Linked DNA regions of Homo sapiens: region 1 is linked to region 2. A link is a contact called in ENCODE Hi-C or POLR2A ChIA-PET data. All regions are on one chromosome and are shown on one strand. The core of a region is the stretch at or near the end of the contact, and the rest is flanking DNA. Distances in the headings are between cores, read along the strand shown.

What was found. Hi-C counts contacts between places; a loop is a spot of excess contacts on that map. ChIA-PET counts read pairs that join two places held with the same protein, here RNA polymerase II (POLR2A).
Region 1: a loop to region 2 is called in a map with no recorded cell type, with 2.0 times the contacts of the local background. The contact joins two enhancer-like sites. A Hi-C loop is called at or near these places in 1 of 37 single-sample maps with no recorded cell type. POLR2A ChIA-PET finds 5 or more read pairs at or near these places in 1 of 52 experiments (GM12878).

What each region holds. Positions count from the first base shown.
Region 1 is chr10:26,466,797-26,471,733 of GRCh38, forward strand. All of the region lies in intron 2 of APBB1IP (amyloid beta precursor protein binding family B member 1 interacting protein), which reads left to right. Among named protein-coding and RNA genes, the nearest start is that of APBB1IP, 31 kb to the left of the region's middle. Within about 2 kb of position 2,042, at least 7 of the 41 ENCODE cell types and tissues checked have a DNase peak (open chromatin) inside an H3K27ac peak, as active enhancers do.
Region 2 is chr10:26,797,472-26,802,501 of GRCh38, forward strand. All of the region lies in intron 2 of ABI1 (abl interactor 1), which reads right to left. Among named protein-coding and RNA genes, the nearest start is that of ABI1, 61 kb to the right of the region's middle. Within about 2 kb of position 2,025, at least 6 of the 41 ENCODE cell types and tissues checked have a DNase peak (open chromatin) inside an H3K27ac peak, as active enhancers do.

The sequences.
Region 1 (4,937 bases), core at 792-3,291, 330 kb before region 2:
ATGGTGGCGCATACCTGTAGCCCCAGCTACTCAGGATACTGAAGTGGGAAGATTGCTTGAGCCCAGGAGTTTGAAGCTGCATTGAGTTATGATCACACCACTGCATTCCAGCCTGGATGACAGAGCAAGACCCTATGGAAAAAAAAAAAATTATGTAGTTGTCCAGGGCAGGAACATTAATAGTGAGAATGAGTTTGATTCCCTAATACATAGCTTAACACCAGATTTTTTTTCATTCTGTACCTCTAAATAATAAAAAGATGTGATCATTTGTAATGTTTTTTTTTAATATAGAGATGGGGTTTCACCATGTTGGCCAGGCTGGTCTCGAACTCCTGGCCTCAAGCGATCCACCTGCCTTGGCCTCCCAAAGTACTGAGATTACAGGCGTGAGCCACCGTGCCCAGCCTTCTAATGCATTTTTAACTTTGAGAATAGAAGTATGAGGGATGCTGTTTTTTCCTCATGCTTGACATGAAGCAAAAGCAAGTTTTGCCTTCACTAATGTATTTAGTTCTCATAATCCCTTTACATACTTACTTGCCTTTGCCTTTAAATTAAAAAAAAAAAGTTGTTACCTACCTGTAGAGCAGTGGTTCTCAAACTTTAATATGCAATAGAATCATATGGAAAGCTTGCTAAACACAGATTATCGGGCCCCACCCCAAGAGTTCTGATTCCATAATTGTGTTCAAGACCAGCCTGGGCAACATAGTGAGACTTTGTCTTTACAAAAGATTTTTAAAATTATCCCAACATGATGGTGCACACCTATAGTCCCAGTTACTATAGAGGTGGCTGAGGTGAGTGGATCACTTAAGCCCAGGAGCTCAAGACTGCTGTGAGCTACGATCATGCCACTGCACTCCAGCCTGGACAACACAGCAAGACTCTGTCTCTAGCAATAATACTTTTGAGGTGGGGCCAAGAATTTTTATTTCAGTAAGAAGTGTCTGGGTGATGCTGGTCTGAAGACTCACACTTTGAGAACCACTGTTTCTGAGAAAATGTAGAACCAAACCCAAAGCTTAGCTTTGATCTCACCAAATTACTCAACTATGCAAACCTGCAAGAGCTTTTAAGTGTCTCGTAATCGCTTATGAGATTTATGTACTAACTATAAGAAGAACAGCAACAATGATAGAAACTACAACCGCTATCACCACTTACTGAGTGTTTAACACACATCAGACATTTGGCAAGCACTTTGCACCCATTATTTTATGGAATCCTTACAAAGCCCACTGAAATATTCCAATTTTACAGATGAAGAAACTAAGGCCGTATTATGGCTAAGTTTCCCAACATCCACAGTAAATGAAAAGCTGGACCCATGTCTTTCAGAATCCAAAATCCTTGCTCATGCTCTTAATAGCTAACTTCTCCCCATCCTCTCAGGTGGCCAAGAGCAACTCCTCATCCCAAGAGAAATAATAGTCTCTCTTCTTTGGCTCCTTATTATTTTATTTATTCCTTTTATAAAATTATTGTTACATAGTATAGTGCTAAGTTATTTTTATGTCTGTCACCCTCTTCAGACTTTAAACTTTATTGATTCATTTAACAAATATTCAAGGTATGAATTCTAGCAATGACCTAACAGAGAGTTTGCATTCCATAAATGCTTCTTGAGCTAATGAGTGAATGAAATCAGAAGGGAAAAATCAGGGCAGAAAACCTTGACCCGTCACTGTGTAGATGAATGAGTTTCTGTGAAAATGAACAAGTGATTGTTATGTGTATATGTTCGTGGGTTCCCTGTTTCTCTAGGTCACACCAGACTAAGTTACAATTGGGAAACATTATTATTAGGTTGGTGCAAAAGTAATTGCGGTTTTCACAATTAAGAGTAATGGCCAAAACCACAATTAGTTTTGCACCAACCTAATATAACAGTAACTAAGTAATAGCCACTGGTCCAGCCATCCTTGGTGGAGTCTCTGCAAGCCCAGCTCATCGGCTCTTTCTGGCTTGTTCCTGCTCCTGTTCACAGAGTCCTGGATGTGTCTCACAGGAACCCTCCGATGTCACTGCCCTGTGCAAAGGATTTCATCATTCCTGTTGCACCTTCTGTGGCTCCCAGTGGCAGGACAGTCGTGTCCCCACAGGCTTATGCACTGCTCCTGGGGTTACCTGGATTTGACCCCTCCTGAGGTGGCGGTGTCTGCCTTCCTCTGATCTCTGTGCAACTGCTGCGGGCTGAGATGTTACTCTAGGCACTTCTAACATAAACCACAAGACAGAGACCTGTGCTTTTGACTTCCGTTAGGGTCTCAAAAGATAGTCCTTTTCTTCTTCTTTTTTTTTTTTCACTTTAACACTTTTTAAATTTTTAACTTTTTGACTCTTGAAATAAGACTTAGCTGAAAAACACATACATTGTATAGCTGTACAAAAATATTTTTATATCCTTATTCTATTTATCTATTTATATAAGTGTTTTCTTTCCTTCTTTTCTTTTCTTTTTTTTTTTTTTTTTTTGAGACAGAGTCTTGCTCTGTTGCTCAGGCTGGAGTGCAGTGGAGCGATCTCAGCTCACTGCAACCTCTGCCTCCCAGCTCAAGCCATTCTCCCAACCTCAACCTCCTGAATAGTTGAGATGACAGGCGTGCACCACCACACTCGGCTATTTTTAGTAGAGACTGGGTTTCACCATGCTGGCCAGGCTGGTCTCAAACTCCCAACCTCATGTGATCCATCTGCCTGGCCTCCCAAAGTGCTGGGATTACAGGCGTGAACCACCGCACCTGGCCAATATAAGCATTTTCTATTTTTTAATTCTTTTTTTAACTTCTTATTTTTATTTTTCAACTTTTATTTTAGATTCATTGGATACGTGTACAAGTTTGTCACTGGGTATATTGTGTGATGCCAAGGTTTGTGGTACAGATGATCCCATCACCCGGGTACTGAGCATAGTCCTGAACATTAAACCCAACAGTCAGGTTTTCAAACTTGCCTCTCCTCCCTCCTTCCCCACTCTAGTGGTCCCCAAAGTCTATTGTTCCCATCTCTATATCCATGAGTACGTGATGTTCAGCTCGTACTTATAAGTGAGAACATGCAGTATTTGATTTTCTGTTCCTGTATTAATCCACTTAGGACTTTTCTTTTTTTAAATCCTTTTCCCTTTTATTTCAACTCATGATCTCCCCTTCCTCACTAACTACAACCAACAACAACCCCAACCAACTACAACACAGGGGCCAGGTTGTTCCTCTGGTGGGGAAAGGATGGGGCAAGTGGCGGGGACCCTGGTCAGGAGACAGTTGGATCTAATAGTCCCTGACTCACAATGTTCCACTTAATGATTTTCCACTATATGGTGGTGCAAAAGCAACACACATTTAGTAGAAACTGTATTTCAAGGACCCATACAACCATTCTGCTTTACACTTTCAATAAAGTATCCAGTGAATTACATAAGATGTTCAACTCTTCATTATAAAAGAGGCTCGGACTGGGCACAGTGTTTCATGCCTGTAATCCCAGCACTTTGGGAGGCCAAGGCAGGTGGATCACCTGAGGACAGGAGTTTGAGACCACCCTGACCAATATGGTGAAACCCCATCTCTACTAAAAATACAAAAAAATTAGCCGGATGTGGAGGCAGGCGCCTGTAATCCCAGCTACTAGGGAGGCTGAGGCAGGAGAATTGCTTGAACCCAGGAAGAAGAGGTTGCAGTGAGCCAAGATCGTGCCACTGTACTCCAGCCTAGGCGACAGAGCGAGACTCCATCTCAAAATAAGTAAATAAATAAATATGTTCGTTAGATGATTTTGCCCAACTATAGGCTAGTGTAAGTTCTGAATACATTTAAGTTAGGCTATACTAAGCTACAGTGTGCAGTAGGTTAGGTGTATTAAATTCATTTTCGACTTAGGGATATTTTCAATTTACGATGGGTTTTTCCAGACTTAGTCCCATTGTAAGTTGAGGAGCATCCATAATATGCCACGCAATAGTCAACGTCCTGCTTCTATCCAAACCCACGGTCAGAGTCACCAACCTCAGCCTGTGTCCTTGCCCATCATCTCTCACCAACCTCAGCCTGTGTAATTGCCCATAATCTCTCACCAACCTCAGCCTGCGTCCTTGCCCATCATCTGTCCAGGCATCTGGGGTAGCTCCATGATTACTGCAGTTCCAATGGCTTCATGATAGTAAGAGCAACACTTACTGAACTTTCAGTTCTAAGCCAGAGCCTCCTGTAAGCACTTCACATGCATTAACTTATCGAATTCTCACCTTGACCTCATGAAATAGCTTATCATCACACCTTTTCTAAAGATTAAAAAAAAACTAAAGCACTGAGAGGTTAAATAACTTGCCCAAGATTACACAGCCAATAAGTGTCAGGGCTGGGTTTTGAACTCTGTCCTTGCCTCTGGACAAGGGTTTTGTCTGCATCATGTGGCTCAGTGGTCCTCTAGACCGAAGCTCACCTAGATGGCCCCACATATCACAAGAGATACGTGCACAAAATAGAGACCCCCACACTGCACACGGGGCTAATTCTGCAAGATAATTTTGGGGAGGAATCTTAACTATTACTTTTTGTTTTATGTTAATGAATGAATCATTCTGAATGTGGGAGGTAAAGACTCAGTTCCTTTCTTGCTTCCAAATAACAGAGTGAAAAATATTGTCAGTAGCATCTTTGAGGAGGAAGGGAGAATATTTACTAAGAAATGCAGGAAAAGAATTAAAACTGGATTGTCACTGAAAAATCATATGGTAGCTCAGATTCTTCTGATATAAAGTTTTTTCTATGGTATGGATCACCCAATGTATTGTGGACATACAGACAGTCACAGAAATGACCGTAAATCCTTCCTTCCAAACAGAGAGAGGTAAAAGGCACCTTGGGACCTGCACTGTTTAAGCTTTTTTTGTTTTTTTTTGTGAGACAGAGTCTTGCTCTGTCGCCAGGCTG
Region 2 (5,030 bases), core at 775-3,274:
ACATTCACATATTATCACAGGGAGGAAGGGAGGGAGTTGTAAAATGAAGTCCAAAGATAACAGCTTGGTACAGAAGAGTATCTATATGCCTTTAGCTCAAATGAGATAAGCAGAAACACAGAAAATGTAAAAATGAGGGAGAATCTCAGCAGACAGTCAAGAAGGAAGGCAAGGCATGGTAGGAAAAACCTGATCTGGCTGAATAGTGGGGTCAGAGCTGTAAACCAAGACATGCTGTTCAGATTAAAGAAAAAAAGCATGGCTTGTCGATATCAGAGTAGAACGGAATGTTCATATGAAGAAACTGAGTTTTAATCACAATTAACTGACTTTTCAAAGATGAGATTCACTGAGGGGTTTTGATTGACATTAAAAGCATTTTAAATTAAAGGATAATAGGAAAACAAAGTAACAGACTTTATGTCTTGTTAAAGTCATTATTACCTTACTAATATAAGCAATGCCAACTAGAGCAATATGGCACATTAGATAACCTGAAATCTCTCCCACTAGAAACTACCTAAAAATGCTTGATTTAAAGATGCTATGAAAGCATCTTTTTAAAATTCACAGTCCAAAACTAAAGAGAGTAAAGAAAATCCAGGGAGACTAGGAAAAAGAGAGGACAAAAATTCAGAGCAGAAAACATGAACAAGGCTGCAGCTACTCTGTAGTAGCTTTTTGGCCTCTAGCAAAGGAGCTTGTACTTTTATGCCACATGGGGACAAAATTAAAATACCCTTTGGGCTTGCTGAAGGTGGGAAGTTAGAACTGATATAGCAAAAGGGACTTTGCAGATGTGATTAAGAATCTTGAGACGGGGTGCTATCCAGTATTGGGGGGGGTGAATCAAATGAAATCACGAGGGTCCTTACAAGCCAAAGAGGGAGGCCAGAGGGTCAGTACTGATCAGTGATGCCATACGAAAAAGACTCAACTGGCCATTGGTGACTTAAAGATGGATGAAGGGGTCATGCGCCAAAAGTGCAGGTGGCCTCTAGAAGCTGAAAAAAGGCAAGGGAACAGATGCTCCCCTAGTGCTTCTAGAAGGAACACAGCCCTATCCACATATTAATTTTAGCTCAGTGAAACCCATTTCAAACTTCTGACCTCCAGAACTGTAAGATAATAAAGATATGTTATAAGCCACTAAATTTGCGGTGATTTGTTACAGCAACTATAGGAAACTAAGGCGCACACACTGAGGTGGGGTTGGGGAATGTTCTAGAAAGTATACACATTTCCATGAAGTTTTCAGGTTCAAAAAGTATAAATAGTCCTGGACTGACGGCATCCTAGAACACTTAGCAGAACAGGGAATATACCTTCAGCTTAGCTTATCAATGGTATATCCCTTAAGTGGCACAGAGATCTCAACACATGAGATCTTAAAATAAGCTTACAACACAAATTTACAAAACACATAAGGAAAAAAATTCACCACAAGCAGGAGTCAGCATGTACACATGTAACAAATCTCCGAAGGAAGTTAATCCAAAAGAAAGAAAGGAGAAAAAAGAGACAGAACAGATGACATAAGTAGAAAACACAAAATGATGTTGTTTCATTTGAATTCAAATATATCATTAACTACATTAAATGTAAATTCAATAGTACTCCTATTAAAATAAGTATCACTGTATTTTTGTGAATCCAGTTATATGATTTCTTAGAAGAGGCAATTTTTTTAGCTTTTTTCCAGTTCCATCTCCCAAAGCTCTGTCATCCAGACAAATCTTTAAAAACAGAAAAAAACTGCAAGAATAAAAAAGATATATTCTGCATATTAATATATAGTATATTAATATAATATCGAGAACTATAATCAGAAAAGATTCTTAGAGGCAGAGTGTCCTGTATTCCATAATTATGCTGCATTTTCTCAAAAATATTTTAAAATACATTTAAATACTCAATGAAGGCTTTATAATTTACACTGTGCTCTTCAAAAAGAACAAACCAAAAGCAATAAAGAAGCTGCTTGCCAAGCTTCGGGGGAGGGGGGAAATTAGAAAAAATGAGCACGTGCAACTGCACATAAAACTGCAGGTGGCTAGAAAGGAAACCAACTGAAGGGGAAAAAATCTAAAAATAGGCTTAGAACAGTGATTCTGACTGCCTTCGTTTGGATTTTCAAATCATTTCAGAGCTAAAACTGAGAGATGAAATGTGTACAATTTGTTTTAACCAAGAAGGCTATTTTAGAAATAAGTTCTGCCATAATTAAATATACTTATTTATGCGTTAGAAGTTCAAGTACCATTTGCAATTCAAAACCCAAAGAATTTTTCAATTAGAAATGATCTTAATGACAAATTATAGCAAAATCAATTATTCCCAATTAATTGAAAAAAATTCCTCTGACAGTACATTTTGCTGCTCTCTTTCAAAATATTTTTAGGGACATCACATCTTGATGGGCATGCCAAGTTCTCTACAGGCTTCCTCTAGATTTCCATATTATCACAGATTCTAAAGACACAAAACTAAAAACACTTGGAAAACAATTTTACAATATAAACCACAAAAACGTAAAAAAAAAAAAAAAAAAAAATTAAGACAGTGGGAGCAGCTTTTAAATAGGAAACTACTGCCTTCAAAAAGTCATCCTTAATATATCACCTGAATCGGGCCGGGCGCAGTGGCTCAAGCCTGTAATCCCAACACTTTGGGAGGCCAACCTAGGTGTATCACCTGAGGTCAGGAGTTCAAGACCAGCCTGGCCAACATGGTGAAACCCCGTCTCTACTAAAAATACAAAAAATTAGCCGGGCATGGTGGCGTGTGCCTACAGTCACAGCTACTCAAGAGGCTGAGGCAGGAGAATCGCTTGAACCCTGGAGGCAGAGGTTGCAGTGGGCCAAGATCGCGCCACTGCACTCCAGCCTGGGGGAAAGAGTGAGACTGTGTCTCAAAAACAAAAACAAAACTCCTGAATCTAATCACAAGGAAGCATTACACATACCCATACGGAGACACATTCTACAAAACAACTGGCTATAAATTTTCCAAAGTATCAAGGTCAGCCGCGCACGGTGGCTCACACCTATAATTCCAGTACTTTGGTAGGCCAAGGTGGGAGGATGGTTGAACCCTCCAGTTTGAGACCAGCCTGGGAAACATAGTGAGAACTCATCTCTATAAAATAAAACAAAAAAATAAGGCAGGAGGATCATTTGAGCCCAGGAGGTGGAGGATGCAACGAGCCATGACAGGACCATTACACTGCTGCCTGGGTGACAGACCAGGACCTTGCCTCAAAAAGAAAAAATCAAGGGGCCAGGCACAGTGGCTGACGCCTGTCATCCCAGCACTTTGGGAGGTCGGGAGTTCGAGACCAGCCTTACCAACATGGAGAAACCCCATCTCTACTAAAAATACAAAATTAGCCAGACATGGTGGCACACGCCTGCAATCCCAGCTACTGGGGAGGCTGAGGCGGGAGAATCACTTGAACCCAGGAGGCAGAGGCTGCGGTGAGCCGAGATTGTGCCATTGCACTCCAGCCTGGGCAACAAGAGCAAAACTCCATCTCAAAAAACAAAGGATCAAGGTCAGATGAGGTCAAGAGAAGACTGAGGAACTGTGCCAGACTGAGGAAGATGAAGGAGACATGACATTTAATGTTTCTGAACTGGATCCTTTCCTATGAAACTACTGGAACAACTGGCATACTTGAATGGAATTTGTTGATTAGATGGTAGCAATGTATCAGTGGTAATCACCCGACTTTGATGAGCGTAATACGGTGATGCAGTAAAATGTATTTGTTTCTAGAAAATACACACCATCGTGGCCGGGCACGGTGGCTCATACCTATAATCCCAGCACTTTGGAGGCCAAGGCAGGCGGATCACTTGAGCTCACAAGTTTGAGACCAGCCTGGGCAATATGGCAAAACCCTGTCTCTACAAAAAATACAAAAATTAGCCAGGCGTGGTGGTATGCACCTGCAGTCCCAACTACTTAGGAGGCTGAGGTGGCAGGATGACTTGAGCCCGGGACGCAGAGGTTGCGGTGAGCCAAGATCACGCCACTGCAGTCCAGCCTAGGCGATAGGACCAGAACTTGTCTCAAAAAAAAAAAGGAAAAAAGAAAATACACACTACAGTATTTAGGGGCAATGAGAGCATCATACCAGCAAGTTATTCTCAAACTGTTCAAAATAAAAAGCTCTTTTGTCCTATGCCTGTAACTTGCAATCCAATAAAATTTCTCTAAAAAGATACACTGATTTTTCATTAACTGAAGTAAAGAATTCTAATGGCCCTAAATTCTGCATCATACTCCTCCAAAGAGATGATGTGATTATCCTTCCACTCTAACATCCTTCCCTGTTATTTGTTGGATAAATGCATGCATGCATGCTAGACAATGGGAATAGAGCAATGACCATAATAGACCTCCTATGGAAGGCACATACCGAACAATCAGACAAATAGCTATATAATTCAAATAATAAATGCTATGAAGGGAAAGTATAGGATGCCACAAAAATAGTTAACAGAGACTCCTAATAGCATGTTTGCTGACAGGAAACAGGTCAGAAAGGAGAAACAGGGGAAAACCACCCTTTTAAAAAAGTTAGGTTAATAAGAACTAAACGAAGAGTGGGCATTAGCTAGGTGATGCATGTCTGTAATAACATATGTCAAGACACTAACATGGGAGAGAACATTTGTTATCCCTGGAAGTTAAAAGTCTAAGAAGAGTTAGGACAAGGCAAAAAATTAAGGCAGGCGCCAGATGCCAGACCTTTAAAGAACCTTTAAATGCCATTAAAAGTAATTTAGGATTTTTTCCCTTGTAGTCACTAATTTTCAAACCTTTTTTATTATTCAACCCTAATTTCAAATCAAGTCTTACAGAGACTCTCAATATATAATATAAACTAAAACAGCACTGTCCTATCTAAAGTGGGTAGAGTGCTTTAGAATTTCACCGACTGAGGCTCCTGTTTACCTAAAATGAGGGCAAAGGCAAAAACAGGCAATTGTTTGAGAGAGAGAAGGCAGTATCACAAATAATAC